Linked DNA regions of Homo sapiens: region 1 is linked to region 2. The links are chromatin contacts, found by Hi-C or POLR2A ChIA-PET in ENCODE. All regions are on one chromosome and are shown on one strand. Each heading gives the region's core, a stretch centred on a gene start or an enhancer-like site at or near the end of the contact. The rest is flanking DNA. Distances are from core to core; before and after follow the strand shown. Region 1 overlaps PNPLA1 (patatin like domain 1, omega-hydroxyceramide transacylase). Region 2 overlaps PXT1 (peroxisomal testis enriched protein 1).

The links. Hi-C counts contacts between places; a loop is a spot of excess contacts on that map. ChIA-PET counts read pairs that join two places held with the same protein, here RNA polymerase II (POLR2A). Pooled maps may share reads with other maps.
Region 1: a pooled map shows a loop between it and region 2 (4-fold over the local background). The contact joins two enhancer-like sites. A Hi-C loop is called at or near these places in 6 of 50 pooled maps. POLR2A ChIA-PET finds 5 or more read pairs at or near these places in 5 of 52 experiments (AG04450, BJ, HEK293 and 2 more).

What each region holds. Positions count from the first base shown.
Region 1 is chr6:36,300,614-36,303,677 of GRCh38, reverse strand. It overlaps PNPLA1 (patatin like domain 1, omega-hydroxyceramide transacylase), which reads right to left. Exons shown (of 9, transcript NM_001374623.1): 6 at 1,209-1,817. Among named protein-coding and RNA genes, the nearest start is that of PNPLA1, 32 kb to the right of the region's middle. RefSeq lists a silencer at 1,120-1,169 and an enhancer at 1,038-1,538. Within about 2 kb of position 1,775, at least 4 of the 41 ENCODE cell types and tissues checked have a DNase peak (open chromatin) inside an H3K27ac peak, as active enhancers do.
Region 2 is chr6:36,422,038-36,425,563 of GRCh38, reverse strand. The region is part of intron 3 of PXT1 (peroxisomal testis enriched protein 1); the gene reads left to right. Among named protein-coding and RNA genes, the nearest start is that of PXT1, 19 kb to the left of the region's middle. Within about 2 kb of position 2,208, at least 30 of the 41 ENCODE cell types and tissues checked have a DNase peak (open chromatin) inside an H3K27ac peak, as active enhancers do.

The sequences.
Region 1 (3,064 bases), core at 526-3,025, 120 kb after region 2:
TTGTATTTAGTAGAGATGGGGTTTCACCATGTTGGTCAGGCTGGTCTTGAACTCCTGACCTCAGGTGATCCACCCGCTTTGGCCTCCCAAAGTGCTGGAATTACAGGTGTGAGTGACCACACCCAGTCCCTGATTGTATTTTTGAGGTTAGTATCCCTGTTATCTCCTCTGCTGAAAGGGAGATTTCCTGAGTAAGGAATTGAGAACGTTTTATCTTTGCAGGCCCTATAGTGGTGCTTCTGAAACCGTCTGTAGTAGTAAGGAAACAGTTTTTTAAAAATTTCTGGCTGGGCGCGGTGGCTCACGCCTGTAGTCCCAGCACTTTGGGAGGCCAAGGCGGGCAGATCACAAAGTCAGGAGATTGAGACCATCCTGGCTAACACAGTGAAACCTGTCTTTACTAAAAATACAAAAAATTAGCCAGGCGTGGTGGCGGGCATCTGTAGTCCCAGCTACTCGGGAGGCTGAGGCAGAAGAATGGCGTGAACCCGGGAGGCAGAACTGGCAGTGAGCCAAGATCACGCCACTGCACTCTAGCCTGGGCGACAGAGCGAGATTCCATCTAAAAAAAAAAATTTCTTTGTAGTCTATAACAAACTAGTAATTTTGTGAAATACAATGCAAATGAATTAGTAAAAAATGGTCAAGCTCCGGGATGTTGTGGAAATACCTTAGTGCTATAAACGTTTCTAAATGATTACTCTTAATTTCTGCACACCCTCCGTGGTGGGCTAGTAACACACAGTTGAGGGCTGGGTTGGTCTGCGGACCACTCTTTGAGTAGCACGCCCAGCACAGCAGGTTTCACAGTAAAAATCTACTGGCCCAGCGGTCTCAAATGTGAGCAGGCAAAAAATCACCTGGAGGGCTTGTAAAAAAGGCAGCTGGGCCGCACCTCCAAAGTTGGTAATTTAGTAGGTCTGCAGTAGGACCTGAGAACTGTAATTTCTAGCAAGTTCCCAGGTGATGCTTTTGCTGCCGGTAGGGGGATCGCACTTTGAGAAGCACTGCACCAAGGGAAATGAACCAATGTCTATTACACTGCCCCCTTGTGGCGGACTGTCCTCATAATGGACAGAGATGCTAAAGCTCACTGCTAACTTCAGCCACGCACCCCTAAAGAAGCGGTTATCAGCCCTGGTGTCCTTGCTCGCTTGCCAAGGGGCTCCAGGCATGAGAAAGTCATAACAAGCCAGAAGGGTCCATACCTTGGGGCTGTTCTTGGCCTAGTTCCTCCACAGGTGGCTGAGCAGGGAAGGCTGAAAGAGAACTTCGGGGCAGTGTTTGAGGTGCCCCCACAGTTGAAGGCCCCAGGGATGGCCTGGGTGAAGTGGGTGCCTGAGAGTGTAGGGATCTGGCTGGTGATCCAGACGGTTGTACCTGCTGCTGAGGTGACAGAGGTGACAGTCCAGGTGGTGGGGTGGGCAGTGATGAACCAGGTGTGGAGCTGGGTGGCTTGTGCACAGCTGGGAATGATACAGGTGGCATGCCACTTAGAGAAAGTGGAGTTGAAGAGGCCAGTGGCTGTGCAGGTGGCTGCTCAAGTGGAGAGACTGGTGCTGAAACAGGTGACTCGCATGTGAATTCAAGTGTCTGCACAGGTTGGGACACAGGCGGACCATGGCTGCCCCTTCCATCCCCTTTGGGAACCCACTCCTTGTGAGGTTGTGTGGCTCCTTCCAGACTGGCCTGCCGTGCTCGAAGGCTTGGTTGACTGCGTTCAGGGCACTCATTGCCAAGGGCGAGTTCTATCTGGCAGTACACTTCCACCCGGGGGAAAATCACTCTCTTGGAGGAAGAATTAAGATAAACAGCATCTAGGATAAACAATAGCATGGGGTGTTACTCAGCCCTGGCAGCAGCATGGCCTTTGCAAAAATGGTTTCTTGAGTTATTTTCCTAAACAGGAACAGTGCTTTTCAAAGGTCTTTCTGTACTTACTTGAATTTACAGTGAGTGAAAACAAACGTGATGGTTTCTGGCACTTACGGTGTAGTGTGGGGAAGCAGGCGTTGCCCACCCAAATTATCTAGAGTTTCAACTGAGGCAAGTGCAGGAAGAGAGGAATGTGGTGCTGTGAGAGAGGGCAGGTCATCTGAGGGATTGGCAGTGAGTAGAGATCTGAAGGGTACGTGGCCCAGGATGGTCAGGGCGGGGTGGTGAGGGTGTTTCAGCAGAGGGAACAGCACACACAAAGGCCACAAAGTTTGAGGACACACCAGGTGGTCGGGGGCCTGAAAGGTCAGTGTGGGGCGGGGGTACTGTGCTGGGGGAGGAGGCTGAGGAGGCGGCAGGGGCCGGACCATGTCAGGGCTGTAGGCAGCAGCTAGGATCCTTAGTTTTCATGGCAAGCATTATTGTAGCATGACTTTTAGGCAGGGGAGGTAATCAGCTGAGGCTGGTTCTGAGAAGGTCACTGTGGCTGTAAGACTCATTGAGAAAGGTGAAAGGGTTGCCTGAGCCTGGGAAGCTGAAGCTTCAGTGAGCCATGATCGTGCCACTACGCTCCAGCTTGGGTGACAGAGTGAGAACCTGTCTCAAAAATAGTGGGTGGGTGGGGGGGCGGGGGGATGGCGTTTATCTAGGCCACATAACAGCCCTTAAATAAGAAAACAAACAATTCAGTTTTTAAAATGTGTGAAAGAGCCAACTGAAAGGGCTCCCAATGGCCAAAGCTGGAACAATTTGAAGAACACAATAAAGTAGTATTGAATAATAACCCAAAGTATAACATAACCATGAATCCATACTGATATAAACATATATTACGTAGGTAAGTAAATCAGGGAGAAGAGAGAAAGCTCCCCTGCAGAAGAATTCTTAGTAATTTATGTAGATGCTTGACCCTTTAGGAAGTGGAGCATAACTTCTCACTCCTTAAATATGAGCTGTGCACAGTGACTTTCTTCCAAAAACTGCAGTAAGGATAGAGGGAGAAAGAGTACTTCACAATGGAGAAACCCGATGGACACTACCTCGGCCAGGCGGTCATGGTCAACATCAGCAGGGATACGTCATGTTGGCAGCACGTGCCCATGAGGTAACGTGATGTGAATAGCACCTT
Region 2 (3,526 bases), core at 959-3,458:
ATCCCCCCTCATAGGCCTCCCAAAGTGCTAGATTTACAGGCGTGAGCCACCGTGCCCAACCCACATTAAATATATTATTTAAATATGAACTATAAGAAAATCTATTCATCCCAGTTCTTAGGTGGCAAAAATCTAAAAGTGACTTTGCTTCATGGTACTAAATCTCTTTAGTTTCCATTAGCCCTGAATCATTGCTGTGACGACCAATTAAGGTAATCCCAAATGGGCTAAAATAGATCAAATTTATCTTTTAATAAAAATTAGTCTTTAAATTGGACCTGACAGTGTCAGTATTGTTAAGGTAGGGAACATTCAGATTAGATTTCTTCTCGATTTTGCCACTAGAGGAGAGAACATGAAGGAAAGATACATTTGGAATTTTGCTTTGCAAAAATGTGTGATTCCTAAATGCCCCAGAATGCTGGAAAATTAAAGTTTTATGTTTTGAAGAGCATTAAAGGACAGTGTTAGGTAAATTTATGAGGTTTTAGGCTTTTAGATAAAAAATATGCTAGATACCTGAGAGGGATTATGAACATTAACTTCAACCTAATATCTAATTTTAAAAGAATTACATGCCACTTGAGAAAGGGAAATTTCAAGCATCCTGATAGTTGCTTGCCACCACACCAGATTTTTTTTTTGAGATAGAGTCTCACTTTGTCGCCCAGGTTGGAGTGCAGTGGTACAGTCTCGGTTCACTGCATGCCCGGCTAATTTTTGTATTTTTAGTAGAGCCGGGGGTTTCACCGTGTTGGCCAGGCTGGACTCCTGACCTCAAGTCATCCGCCCGCCTCGGCCTCCCAAAGTACTGGGATTACAGGTGTGAGCCACCGCGACCGGCCTGGTATCCATTTTTTAGAAAGCACTGAATTGACTGAAATTTTGAATCTTCATCTGTTTTTGTATTTGTTTTTGTTTTTTTGAGACGGAGTCTCGCACTGTCACCCAGGCTGGAGTGCAGTGGCGCGATCTCGGCTCACTGTAGCTCCGCCTCCCAGGTTCACGCCATTCTCCTGCCTCAGCCTCCCGAGTAGCTGGGACTACAGGCGCCCGCCACCACGCCCGGCTCATTTTTGTATTTTTAGTAGAGACGGGGTTTCACCGTGTTAGCCAGGATGGTCTTGATCTCCTGACCTCGTGATCTGCCCGCCTCGGTCTCCCAAAGTGCTGGGATTACAGGCGTGAGCCACCGCGCTCCGCCTGAATCTTCATTTGTTAATTCCGTTGTCAACAACAATTATTCCCCAAAGTCTGAGATTGTGTCACCTATGAACACCTTCTAGGAACTTGTAATTTTTTTTAAGAGACGTAATTCACTTAACATAAAGTTCACCCTTTTAAAGTGTACGGACAGAGGGTTTTAGTATACTCACAACGTTGTGCAATCGTCGCCACTATTCTAAGATTTTATGTTTTATTGTAAACTCTTTCCAGTATGTTTTCACACTCTACCTCCTGATCCTCAGATTCCTTGTGAAGCTGATCGCTGTCTTCCGAGGCGTTCTGTGGGCGTTGCTACTTTTGCCTCAAATGCTTTCCTAATTACAGTTTCACTTCAAAAGAAGAGGCAGGTGAAGTTACTAACGCTGCTGCCCTTGATTTAGAGTTAACAACCCACTAGCTAACGTACATGCTTGTTTTCATGCCTAGAACTCCCGTTTTACCATACGCGAGTTATATGTCAAATCTCATTAGTGACTGGTAGTCTGGTGGGCCACCAATGTGCTTTCAACGCCTGCCAAACAATTAGAAACCAGGGATCTTCCAATAAAGTGCTGTCTCCCATGTCCTCCCACTTCTGGCCCAGGACACCTGGGTTGCCTTTCTGTTCAGGCAGCAGCGCGTTTCTCCCCTTCATCTTTATGATACCACTGAAGAAATGAGGGATGTGCGGAATGAGGGGGCGGTGTGAGGGGGCACGAACTTGTTATTACGGCGTCGAGAACGCCAGATAGAGTAACCAAAGACTGATAGAATAAATAACGCTGGTGTGTGTAATTCGGGAACCCGGCCTCCCTAACTCCCGCTCCCGCCAGGAGCCCGAGGCGAGCTACGCGCGCGCCGCCGCCGGCCGCGTCGCCATGTGCGCTCCCCATTGGCCACAGCTGGCCCACGTGACCTCTATCGCCTAACCTGCTCGTCCGCGCGCGCGCTTTTTCCACCACAGAAAGCCTAGGGCGGGAGCGGGGTTCTCACTGGTTGCGCGGGTCGCGCGCCCAGCTAAAGTGCGCGAGGTGGTTCCGAGGACCTGGCGGCGCTCTCTGGCGGGGAGCCTGAGAAAATGCCTAAGTACTGTCCAGAGGAAAACTCTTACTGAGGAAGCAGGAGATTGAGGAGGTCCACCTCTCCCCTCAGTGGCTTCTGTCCGGGGCTGTGACACAGACAGACTGAAAATGGAAACCACAAGGCAGGAATGTGACTCGCTGAAGCCAAGATTTATCTCTTTGGGGGCGCTCTACACATACAAACATAACTCTTCGGGGGAAAATACATAATTTTTGTATGGGGAATTCAAAGCCACATTTTCTTAGAAGAGTTGAGGGTCGTGGGAAGTCCAGAGCAACCATCCTGATACACATCATTTAAGGGAAATTAGAAACTCCTGGGGAAACAAAGATGAGTAAAAGCAAAAGGAGGCCCTGCCCACCATTGCTGTGCGGGAATGGAGTGATTTGACAAGGGGCAGAAGTGTAATAATTACTGATGGGAAAGGGCTAAATAAATAAATGCGTGTGCATGTGTGTGTAAGTAGTATAAATGGGAAATATAATTGTAGAATTCAATAGAGAGTACAGTTTAGCTTATTTTTCTCTTTAAGAGTGCTTGGAAGCTTTGCTTTTGCTTTTTTTAATTTTTTGCCTCGATGGCTCACCAACCCTTCCTCCTCTAGATATACATTTTCTTTTTTAATTCGTTCATTCATTCCAGAAATTCTAGAACCTACTATATTCCAGGCACTGTGCTAGGTACTGAGATGACAGTGATAAATAAAAACAGTACCAGTTCCTTCAGTCATGGAGCGTATGGTCTGGTAAAGGAAGCAGACAGTAGTTAATTGCACATATCAATGTTAAATATAATGTGATAAGTGCTAAGGAGAGGTCTAGATGTCATAATGGGGGATTTGACCTAGCAGGGAGATCAGAGAAGGCTTCCCTCAAGATGCAACCCCTGACATGAGACCTGAAGGGGTTAAGGGGGATGGAGGTTGCAGACAGAGGGAGCAGCTTGTGCAAGGGAGAACTGGGAGCCTCTCCCCTTCCAATTACTGCCCATCTCACCCATTTCCACTATACATACATTAATCTTGCCCCTTAGTTCTCAGGAGACATTTGTTCTCTTAATTCCAAGTTCTTAGGGAGTGCCTGGTTGTAACCTACAATGATTGTTAAAGACAGTGTTATTCAATAGGTAAGTATACATATCTAATATACATATCAATATACATTTAATATACAATACATATTAATATACAGTCTAATATGCATTATCTCTGTTGTTTTGTATAAGAAAAATATACAAT